2 separate regions of the Homo sapiens genome follow, and region 1 is linked to region 2. The links are chromatin contacts, found by POLR2A ChIA-PET in ENCODE. All regions are on one chromosome and are shown on one strand. Each heading gives the region's core, a stretch centred on a gene start or an enhancer-like site at or near the end of the contact. The rest is flanking DNA. Distances are from core to core; before and after follow the strand shown. Region 1 overlaps COL6A3 (collagen type VI alpha 3 chain). Region 2 overlaps LOC105373953 (a long non-coding RNA gene).

Region 1 (5,048 bases), core at 2,493-4,992, 85 kb before region 2:
ATTAGGGAAAAGAAAGCTGGTCAGGTGGGTCTGATTGCTGTCTTTAAGTAGGTGAAGTGTTGGGGGGAGCACATTAAGCCAGTTCCTGCAGAAGACCAAGCAGGCAGAAATAGCCTCCTGGAAAGACAACTAATGGCCCATGAGATGCCTGCTGGGCTGTCAGGGTGGTGAGGTTTAGGCATGGGACACTGAGGGAAGCCACGAGTCAGTCCCTAGAGCTCCTCGGGGTGGAATTCAGCTGGGATGCTTTAGACACGGAGGGAGCCAGGGCAGCTCAATGATCTCTCACTGCCCCTTCGGCAGGGGACAGCGTATCAAGCGTGTGAAAGGGAGCTCTTTTCTCAAGAGAAGCAGAATCTAGACCCAGGTTCACTCGTGGGCTTTACATGGATTGGTGGTGAGCTTCCTGGTTTCAGAACATGAGACTATTTCAAAGGCCAAATGACCTCCCAGGGAAACACATTTGCTCCAGAATCTTCTCTTTTTTGCTTTGCAAGGGATAAGATCAGGTTTAGAGGGAGAGGCTGTAAACAATCAAGGTTATCCAGGGGCCCCTTTGTCTTGCTCTGTGTATTTCTGGGGGCCAAAGCCTGTTTATTCGAATTCCCCATCTGCTGTGCCTCTCACCTTTCGTTCCTTGGTTTTACAGGGTCCCAAGGGCAACAGGGGCGACTCCATCGATGTAAGTTGCATGTGTCCAGAATGACTCATTAACCTCATGAGCCTTTGATTTGCTCTCTTTACATATTCTTTTATTTTCTTTTAAAGCAATGTGCCCTCATCCAAAGCATCAAAGATAAATGCCGTAAGTACATGATTTTCTGTTGTCTCACAATGCATATTTTTACATTCGAAATTCTCACATGGTAGAGTAGTCTCTCACCCTTTCTTCTCTTTGCTTCTTTTCTAGCTTGCTGTTACGGTAAGTTGATTTTGGTGACTTTCTCCTAAGGAAAGGAAGCCTCCCTTTTGTAGTAAGTACAGTTTGTCTTTAACCCTCCACCCTCTACTTTCCACAGGGCCCCTGGAGTGCCCCGTCTTCCCAACAGAACTAGCCTTTGCTTTAGACACCTCTGAGGGAGTCAACCAAGACACTTTCGGCCGGATGCGAGATGTGGTCTTGAGTATTGTGAATGACCTGACCATTGCTGAGAGCAACTGCCCACGGGGGGCCCGGGTGGCTGTGGTCACCTACAACAACGAGGTGACCACGGAGATCCGGTTTGCTGACTCCAAGAGGAAGTCGGTCCTCCTGGACAAGATTAAGAACCTTCAGGTGGCTCTGACATCCAAACAGCAGAGTCTGGAGACTGCCATGTCGTTTGTGGCCAGGAACACATTTAAGCGTGTGAGGAACGGATTCCTAATGAGGAAAGTGGCTGTTTTCTTCAGCAACACACCCACAAGAGCATCCCCACAGCTCAGAGAGGCTGTGCTCAAGCTCTCAGATGCGGGGATCACCCCCTTGTTCCTTACAAGGCAGGAAGACCGGCAGCTCATCAACGCTTTGCAGGTCTGTGCTCTGTGCGTGCTGTTGGCATCTCCCTTTCTTCTGGGGCTCTGAGAAGGTTCTCAGACACGTCCATGCTCCTTTGTGGCTTCATGTCCCATAGCTCCTAAAACGTCCCCAATGAGGCCATCTGCCTGAGAACTTCTCTTGTGAGGTCTCCAGGACAACCTCGTGGCTCCAGCACTACAGGGACGCCTACATGCTTGTAGCACTGCCCCCAGGTCCCTCCTCACATGTTGACAGCTCTTGCCGGTTAGTGATGCTAGTGTTGGTGACACTCTCTATCTACTAACAAGGTGGTGTGACTTGTTTGCTTTATTCATGAGGACCTGGACGTTTGCATCCTTCCTGTCTCCTCCCAAGATGGCCCCCTGTGCACACTCTGAGCTGTGTCTTACTGTGTACTGGGCATTTGCTTCCCATAACTGGCTGGTGAGGTTTGTATCATCAGTCTCACCTCATGGATAGGAAGATCCTGCTGTTAGTGAGGTGCTCGTGAGAGGCTAGGACCCTAGTCCATTAGACTCTGAAACCCATGTGCTGATGATACCCATTCCAGTCTCCACTCTGTCCCAATCGGCCCTGAAGGTGAATATCCAGGGTGGCCCTGGAGGCCTGTAGTCTCTCAGTGAGGTCCCCAAAACTATGCCGACTCAGCACCCCCAATCTACACCACACCACTGTGCAAAGCTTTCTTCAGTGAGGCCCCAAGGGTCAGCCCACGGAGAGGCCAAGTGTCGCTTGTAATTCTATTAAATAACTGGTTTAATTGTGTGTTTTTTTTTTTTTTTTTTTTTTTTTTTTTTTTTTTTTTTTTTTTTTTTTTTTTTTTTTTTTTGAGACAGAGTCTTGCTCTGTCACCCAGGCTGGAGTGCAATGGCGTGATCTCGGCTCACTGCAACCTCCACCTTCCAGTTTTAAGTGATTCTCCTGCTTCAGCCTCCTGAGTAGCTGGGATTACAGGCACTCGCCACCATGCCTGGCTAATTTTTGTATTTTTCTTTCTTTTTTTTTTTTTTAGTAGAGACGGGGGTTTCACCATATTGGTCAGACTGGTCTCGAACTCCTGACCACGTGATCTGCCTGCCTCGGCCTCCCAAAGTGCTGGGGTTACAGGCGTAAGCCACCGCACCCAGACAACTAGTTTAATTCTTACATCAATTAATATTTATTCAGTGCAGTTCTGGCGATACTGTTCAAGACAGATGGGTGATGGGTAGGAAGGAGTCCACCCGGGAGTCAGGAGGCCTTGGCCTGGTTCCACACTCCCCCCACCCATTTAAAGTAATGTGCACGCCACTTAGCGTCCCTGCGTCTCAGATTTTTCACCTGTAAATTGAGACTGGGGCAGGATGATTGCTAATGTCTTTCCTTCCACATTGGATATTCTATGCTTTTACCACAGCCTGTGTCGGCGAAAGACATTGGGTCATCACTGCCATTCCTCAGGGCTTGTTCTGCCGAACACAGGATGATTTGTGCATAGAGCGCTGGGCTTGGGAATTCAGTGTTGAAGTTGGGCTACCGGCCATGTGCTCTTGATGGGGGGATTCATTCACATAAGTCTGTCCTTGTGTGGGCTGAGGGACCCAGAACCACGTGAGTTTCTTAGCATGGTTTCAACGAGATCAAAAAATTGTTCATTCATTAATTATTTGCTCATTCATTCATTCAAACTAGCTATTTGTTAAATGAATAATTACTAATCGTGTGCCAGGTACGGCGATAGACAGGACTCTTTGCACCCACTGGGAGTGATTTTGTTACTTGCTTTAACCACACCTGAGAGGGTGGGGAAGGGATGGAGCTCCCATATTGTTGCTAAAAATAACGATAAGATTAAGTTCCTACTATTTGCCAGAGGATACACCAGTTACTAACATTTATTATCTAATTTAACCCTCCAAATGACACCATTAGGAAGGTATTACCCCCCATTTTACAGCTGAAAAAAACTGAAACCCATTTGAACGGGATATGAACTCCAGCTCACCCTAGTAGAATAAAACCTATGTCTTTCTATTATACTCAGAGCCTAACCCCACCCCCAAATGAGAAGATATTCCCAATACTGCCCTATTGGGAAGTTAATCTATTTTATTGATGTAGCTTTGATTTACTCCTCTGCCATATTTTCAGATATTACTGATCATGTACGCCCCTACCAAAATTGTTCTTTTGTTTAAACCAGATCAATAACACAGCAGTGGGGCATGCGCTTGTCCTGCCTGCAGGGAGAGACCTCACAGACTTCCTGGAGAATGTCCTCACGTGTCATGTTTGCTTGGGTAAGCTGTTTCTCTAACAGGAAGATCTGCTCAGCTGCAATTGCAAAACATAATATCCATGGGAGAGTGAGAGAATAATGATGATCTGTAAAAAGAGCTTGAGTTCAATTGATTCACAAAGCCTCGTATTTACCAGAGTAAATACTACTGCAGCAGTTTCTATATTAAAAATGGACCTCCCAAAACAGAGCTTCTCTTTGATGGCGGATAATTCATTTTATAGGTAACAAAGGAGGAGGCAGTTTCTGCTTAAGTTTTGACATTAGAATCTAGAATGAAAACATTGGCACTAGTGACTTTCTAGAACATATTTCTTCAAAGAGTGGCAGAGAAGTAATATAATTTTTCATTTCTTTTAAAAATGCCAGCACATGGTATGCTACAAAGATTTTAGGTTAGTGATTTGTTTCATCTACTAAGTATTAGGTGATAGAAACTGAAATCTGGCCATAATCAAATCAAGGCAAGATATAAATTGGTTTTGGTTGTGATGTTTTTTTTTTTTTTTTTTTTTTTTTTTTAGACAGAGTCTTGCTCTTGTTGCCCAGGCTGGAGTGCAGTGGCACAATCTTGGCTCACTGCAACCTCTGCTTCCTGGGTTCAAGCGATTCTCCTGCCTCAGCCTCCAGAGTAGCCTAGATTACAGGCATGCGCCATCAGGCCCAGCTAATTTTTGTATTTTTAGTAGAGACAGGGTTTCACCATGTTGGCCAGGATGATCTCGATCTCTTGACCTCGTGATCCACCTGCCTCGGCCTCCCAAAGTGCTGGGATTACAGGCGTGAGCCACCGCTTCCGGCCCGCTTTTGATCTTATGTGATCATTTTAATCGCCCAAGTCTCCCAGCAGATTGATGAGCTGTGTATCCTGCTGTGGGTGTCACAGAACAAATAGGCTGCCATGCTTCTTTCTAGACATCTGCAACATCGACCCATCCTGTGGATTTGGCAGTTGGAGGCCTTCCTTCAGGGACAGGAGAGCGGCAGGGAGCGATGTGGACATCGACATGGCTTTCATCTTAGACAGCGCTGAGACCACCACCCTGTTCCAGTTCAATGAGATGAAGAAGTACATAGCGTACCTGGTCAGACAACTGGACATGAGCCCAGATCCCAAGGCCTCCCAGCACTTCGCCAGAGTGGCAGTTGTGCAGCACGCGCCCTCTGAGTCCGTGGACAATGCCAGCATGCCACCTGTGAAGGTGGAATTCTCCCTGACTGACTATGGCTCCAAGGAGAAGCTGGTGGACT
Region 2 (4,717 bases), core at 327-2,826:
ATGACCTTGAGAACTATGGGGCTCCTGATTTGAGGGAAAGGCTAAGAATTTCTTCATTTTTGTCCTCTTCAGTTTGGGGAAATGTCTTTCCTTCGATTTGAAGAAAAGAGGCCCATTTCTAGCAAGTTCTGCTGTTGCAACACCACAGCACTTGCAAAAATTCCCTGCCACCCACTGAGCTATGGCTGTGCCCTCTCGGCATGTCTGAATCTTTTCAGCCCTGGAAGCGAGGGCCCTTCCACGAGCATCCATCTCAGCTCCAGGGACGGAGAGTGGCGGCTCCCTCTATCTGCTGCTTTGTATTCTTTAGAGTTCACTTCTCACTAGCCAATCCCTTGTTACTCCAGTTCTACATTTTACTTATTAATTCTTTATACTCAACTTTCCCCGTTTAAGTTACTGTGTGGTTTCTACTTCCTGCTTGAACTGCAACTGATACAGACCATAATCATCTGAGGAGAAAAACATACATACAAGCTTAAAAATTATAAAAATTAACACTGCCTTGAATAAACAACACTACTCACAATATTGCAAGGTGAAACACAATCTTCATTGCTTTATACCCTTGATTCCTGGGTGTATTTTGTTCTGCTGCTAATCCTAAAAGAGCTTCATAAGATATTACTTAAAGGCAGTTAGGGTGCCCCATTCTCCCCGGTGTTGATCAGCTTAATGCATAAAATACCTCTGTTTCAGGAAAACGTAGTCAACCAGATCCCTGAAATGCTTGCCAGCCTAAGCCGGCTCAAGCTGTAAACCATCTGGGCCTCAGGACAGTTTAAAATGGGGATGTGGAGGGTGGAATGTTTCTGAATCGAATGCGTGTGTGTTTGTGAATTCCTTATGTCTCATTTTCTGACCTCAAAGTGTAATCTTAAATGAAAAAAACAAAAAACAAAAAAACCCCAGAACTTCAAAAGAAAATTGCTTTTTAATTTCTTGGTGGAATGGCAGGAAGAGCAGAGTCCGCACAGCTGTACCGGATGCAGGATCGGAAAATCACTTCTCTTCTTGATATCAGACTGGTCAGCACAGCAGCCAGCCCTGCCAAGGTTCAGGTCTTCCCGCTCTGGGGCAGCCAGACCGGGTATAGCTGTCTGATTTTGATTTCTGAGGGTTGTTTTTTTTCCTCAGTAAGCCTGGCTTCACTTTCCTCCATCTGTTGAATAAAATATTATCTGGATTACTTAAAAAAATTTTTTTAAGGTAGCTGCATTTCTTGTTGAAGAAACAGATTTTGAATTTATGTGCCTGAATCACCCTTGAGACCTTTCCACACCCTCGTGATCAGCTGAAAGCCCCTTCTACATCTGCGCATGTGGATCTGGGGCCAGAAAGCACTTAGATGTGTGCATCCTGTGTCTGTTCAGGAGCTTGTGTACCTGGGGAACTCACTGAGAGTAAAGAGCTGTCACCCTCACAGGTGATGTCCACGAAGCTGCAAATCCATGTGCTTTTCTGTAGCATTGTCATTCTTCCAAAGGAGCCTGGAATTTGCCTGGAAAAAAAGAGGGTGTGGTGTGCAAGGAGGAAAATATTATTTTCACTGGTGACTAACTCACCGTGTGATCTTGGGACGCTGCCTCCCTGCTCTGGGCCCAGCTTCCACAACAGTGAAGGGCTGGAGTTCCTTCCAGCTAAAGAATGGTACTGCCTGAAGCTTCCTCCTACATTTCTCTTGAAGAACCCACTCTAGAGGGGCTGTGGTAGCAGCAAGCTGTGGATTTCCCCTGCCTAGTGTATGCATAGCTACTCAGTGTATAAAAACACTGCCTTCTATCTGGCCGTTAGAATAACGATAACCACGTTTTTCAAAGGGTGATCCACAGAATGCAAGTCCCACAAAACAGGCTGAAAAAAATGGAGGGTTTTGTGATCAAGGCTTGGGAGGTGAAGCTGGCAGGAGGTACCAGCCGGTCTGGGAAAGGAGGGCAGTTGGCTGCTCAGAAGTGAATCTAGCCTGGGCTGGGAGGGAGACGGTGGAAGTGGGTCACTGCCATCCCCACGTGTCCACTGGGCATTCAGAGTGTTTGCCAGAAGACCCTCCTGTGCCTCATTCCTCAGCCTCTAAGTGGACATCTTGGAAGGGCACCAGCCTTGTAAGGAGATGGCAAGACCAAACCCCTGGGGAACCCCTCACAATCTGGCCTGATCCTGCCATTTTCCAAAAAAGAAACAGGTTACACAAGGTTGTTGGTGGAGTTGTGTCCTGATTCCTGGTCACGCGGGGCAAGGCTGCCTCTCCAATCCCTCACCTTAGTCTTACTCCCACTTACTCTGCCTCTGGTCACAGCTTCTTGCAAGCTCTAGATCCAAACAAATGGGGAAAACCAAAGGTGCTTGGAGACGTGTGGTCCAGTGGGAATGGTTTGGTTCATGTCAGCAAAGCACCTGTCACATGGAGGCTCCATGCCTAGGCTTTGGGCTTGTTAGCTGAGTGACCAGGGGCCATCACTTGCCTTCTCCAATCTTAGCCTTGTCTTTGTAAAATGGTGATCATACTCCCTTTCTCGTCTTATGAAGATTAATGAAGACAGTGCACATGGGACTGAATGAATGACCTTAAAAAGCTGTTTATAACTAACAATAACACTTGAACGTTGATTGATAGACTTAACTACTGTGTACGGAACACTCACTTAAGACAAGAGGGACAGAGCAGTGCACAAGGAGGATGGAAAACTCACCCACAAAATTCTCACATCCTAGTGACACAAGCTACAAAATGAAGATATTCAAGATCCATGAACGATGGGCATGATTTCTAAAGGTTTTTCAGAGGCTACAAACTGGCTCTAGAACTAAAATTGAGGATCACAGAATGCTGGAACCCTCACTATCCATTTGTGACTGTATGGGCGTCTTTCCTAGTGGGTTACATGCTTACCTCTTAAAATTCACAAGGATGGGTAGAGAGGTTTTTTCAGATGGAAAAACATTCTGAACTCCTTTGTGTGCAGTCTACTCAGTATTATATTTTATCATACAAGAACCTGCTGGGTTTTTTGTTTGGACATTTAGAAACATAAACCGACATTTAAGGCCAATTTAGATTTAAACTAAATCTAAGAATTTTATTCTTATACTTTCTGGTGCTCCTGGTCTAATGAATAGTTTTGGATGTGGGAGGAAAAGACATCCCTGCATTGTTAACAAAAGAGACACAACAGACAAATACCAAAGTGACTCACCAGCACACCGCAAATGTGAGTGGCCAGCTTCCCCCACTCCATCTGGGATTGTCAGGGGCTTTGACAACATTCAGCACTTTATGATAACTTCATATATGGGCTAATCTTTCCATTAAAAAAATGGACTCAAGAATGCAATTGGTTTGAAATTTCTTTGGGAGAAAAAAGCCTACACATCTTGCTTGGTGTTTGGACCTTAGAACTAAGAGCTATTTTCTGGCCTTAGTGATTCCTGGGAATCTTTTTGTAAAAATGACATGGCAACCTCTGCTTAAACACATAACATTTATACATTATTCATCCTGAACCAAGTCATGGCTGACTTGCTTTAAAAAAATAATAAGTGTAATGGTGGATACCTTGGAAACAAATAAACAAGATATCTATCCATTAAAAAAAAACTAAATTAGGATAACAGAATAAATTGTTTCCAGTACATTTAGTTCTTGAGAAGCAGAGTACTAGTACTTGACATTTGATTGTAACAATCAATGAGCTGTTGAAATGACTATTTAAGACAGTATATTCCCAAAGATTACCTTTCATTCAAGGGAGGCTATTTTTGGTGTGAGTTTCCAGTGTAGTAGGCTCAAGGATTGTTTACTCTCTTCTAGTGGTTTGTGCCCAGTGAGAACTTCGGTGATGTCTGTGGGTTTCATTTCCTAGAAGGAACACCCCTAAGGAATTCTGCCTAGTCCCACGTAGATTTTTTTTTTCTTGAACTATTTAATCATCCCAGTCAATTTGTAATTTGGGGAAAAATAAAGGAATTTGAGCTATTATTCAGAATTGTGTTGCTTAATTTTTGGTTTGCTGGTAATTTAAATGGTGATTTAGATAAACAGAATTCCATGATGAAACTTATCCAGAGGACAGGGAAATAATGATTATAGCTAACATCTGTGGATCACTTAACAAGTAGCAAGCTTGTTCTGTACTTCCCCACTAAATTCTCATGACAACCCTATGACTTGGAGACCCAACTTTTCTCTGGTTACAGTGCCCTTAGGATCTCAGGAAATTTTCCCTGTGGCCCCAGGTCAAAAGAAATACCAGTTTTCAGTAGTTAGGTCCAACCAACCCAAGAGTTGCAGTATTGCAATAGACATCATGATTATGTCAAAGCTTCATGCAGTATCTGATAGACATCTCCATGTTTCCTCCTGGAGATTTAAAATGTGCATTGGTGCCCTTGTGAGTTTGTTGTGGCATCTTGGGGTGCCTTGGCACACAGCTTGGGAACCATGGCCTCATGAGGTAAGTCTTATCAATATCCCAGTTTGACATATGGGAAAACTGAGTATAAGAAGGTCTAGGTACTCAGTCAAGATTACCCAGCTGGCAAGAAGGGATGGAGCAGGGAGTCAAACCTCCGGTGGGTGATTCCAGAATGCACCCTTCAGCCTCTGTGCTCCTCACCCCCAAGCCTGTTACTATGGGGAGAATTTCAGGATTCCAAAGCCTGAATGGCATAAGTGGAAAGAAGAATTTGGGATGCATATCAAGGGAGTCTTGCAAAAAGG

Evidence for each region. ChIA-PET counts read pairs that join two places held with the same protein, here RNA polymerase II (POLR2A).
Region 1: POLR2A ChIA-PET joins it to region 2 with 14 read pairs in AG04450. The contact joins two enhancer-like sites. POLR2A ChIA-PET finds 5 or more read pairs at or near these places in 2 of 52 experiments (AG04450 and Panc1).

The regions. Positions count from the first base shown.
Region 1 is chr2:237,340,815-237,345,862 of GRCh38, reverse strand. COL6A3 (collagen type VI alpha 3 chain) reads left to right here. Exons shown (of 44, transcript NM_004369.4): 33 at 650-682; 34 at 769-805; 35 at 911-922; 36 at 1,020-1,513; 37 at 3,702-3,798; 38 at 4,713-5,048. Among named protein-coding and RNA genes, the nearest start is that of COL6A3, 71 kb to the left of the region's middle. Within about 2 kb of position 3,742, at least 2 of the 41 ENCODE cell types and tissues checked have a DNase peak (open chromatin) inside an H3K27ac peak, as active enhancers do.
Region 2 is chr2:237,253,875-237,258,591 of GRCh38, reverse strand. LOC105373953 (a long non-coding RNA gene) reads right to left here. Exons shown (of 6, transcript XR_924035.3): 5 at 1,386-1,501; 6 at 916-1,162. Among named protein-coding and RNA genes, the nearest start is that of COL6A3, 160 kb to the left of the region's middle. Within about 2 kb of position 1,576, at least 14 of the 41 ENCODE cell types and tissues checked have a DNase peak (open chromatin) inside an H3K27ac peak, as active enhancers do.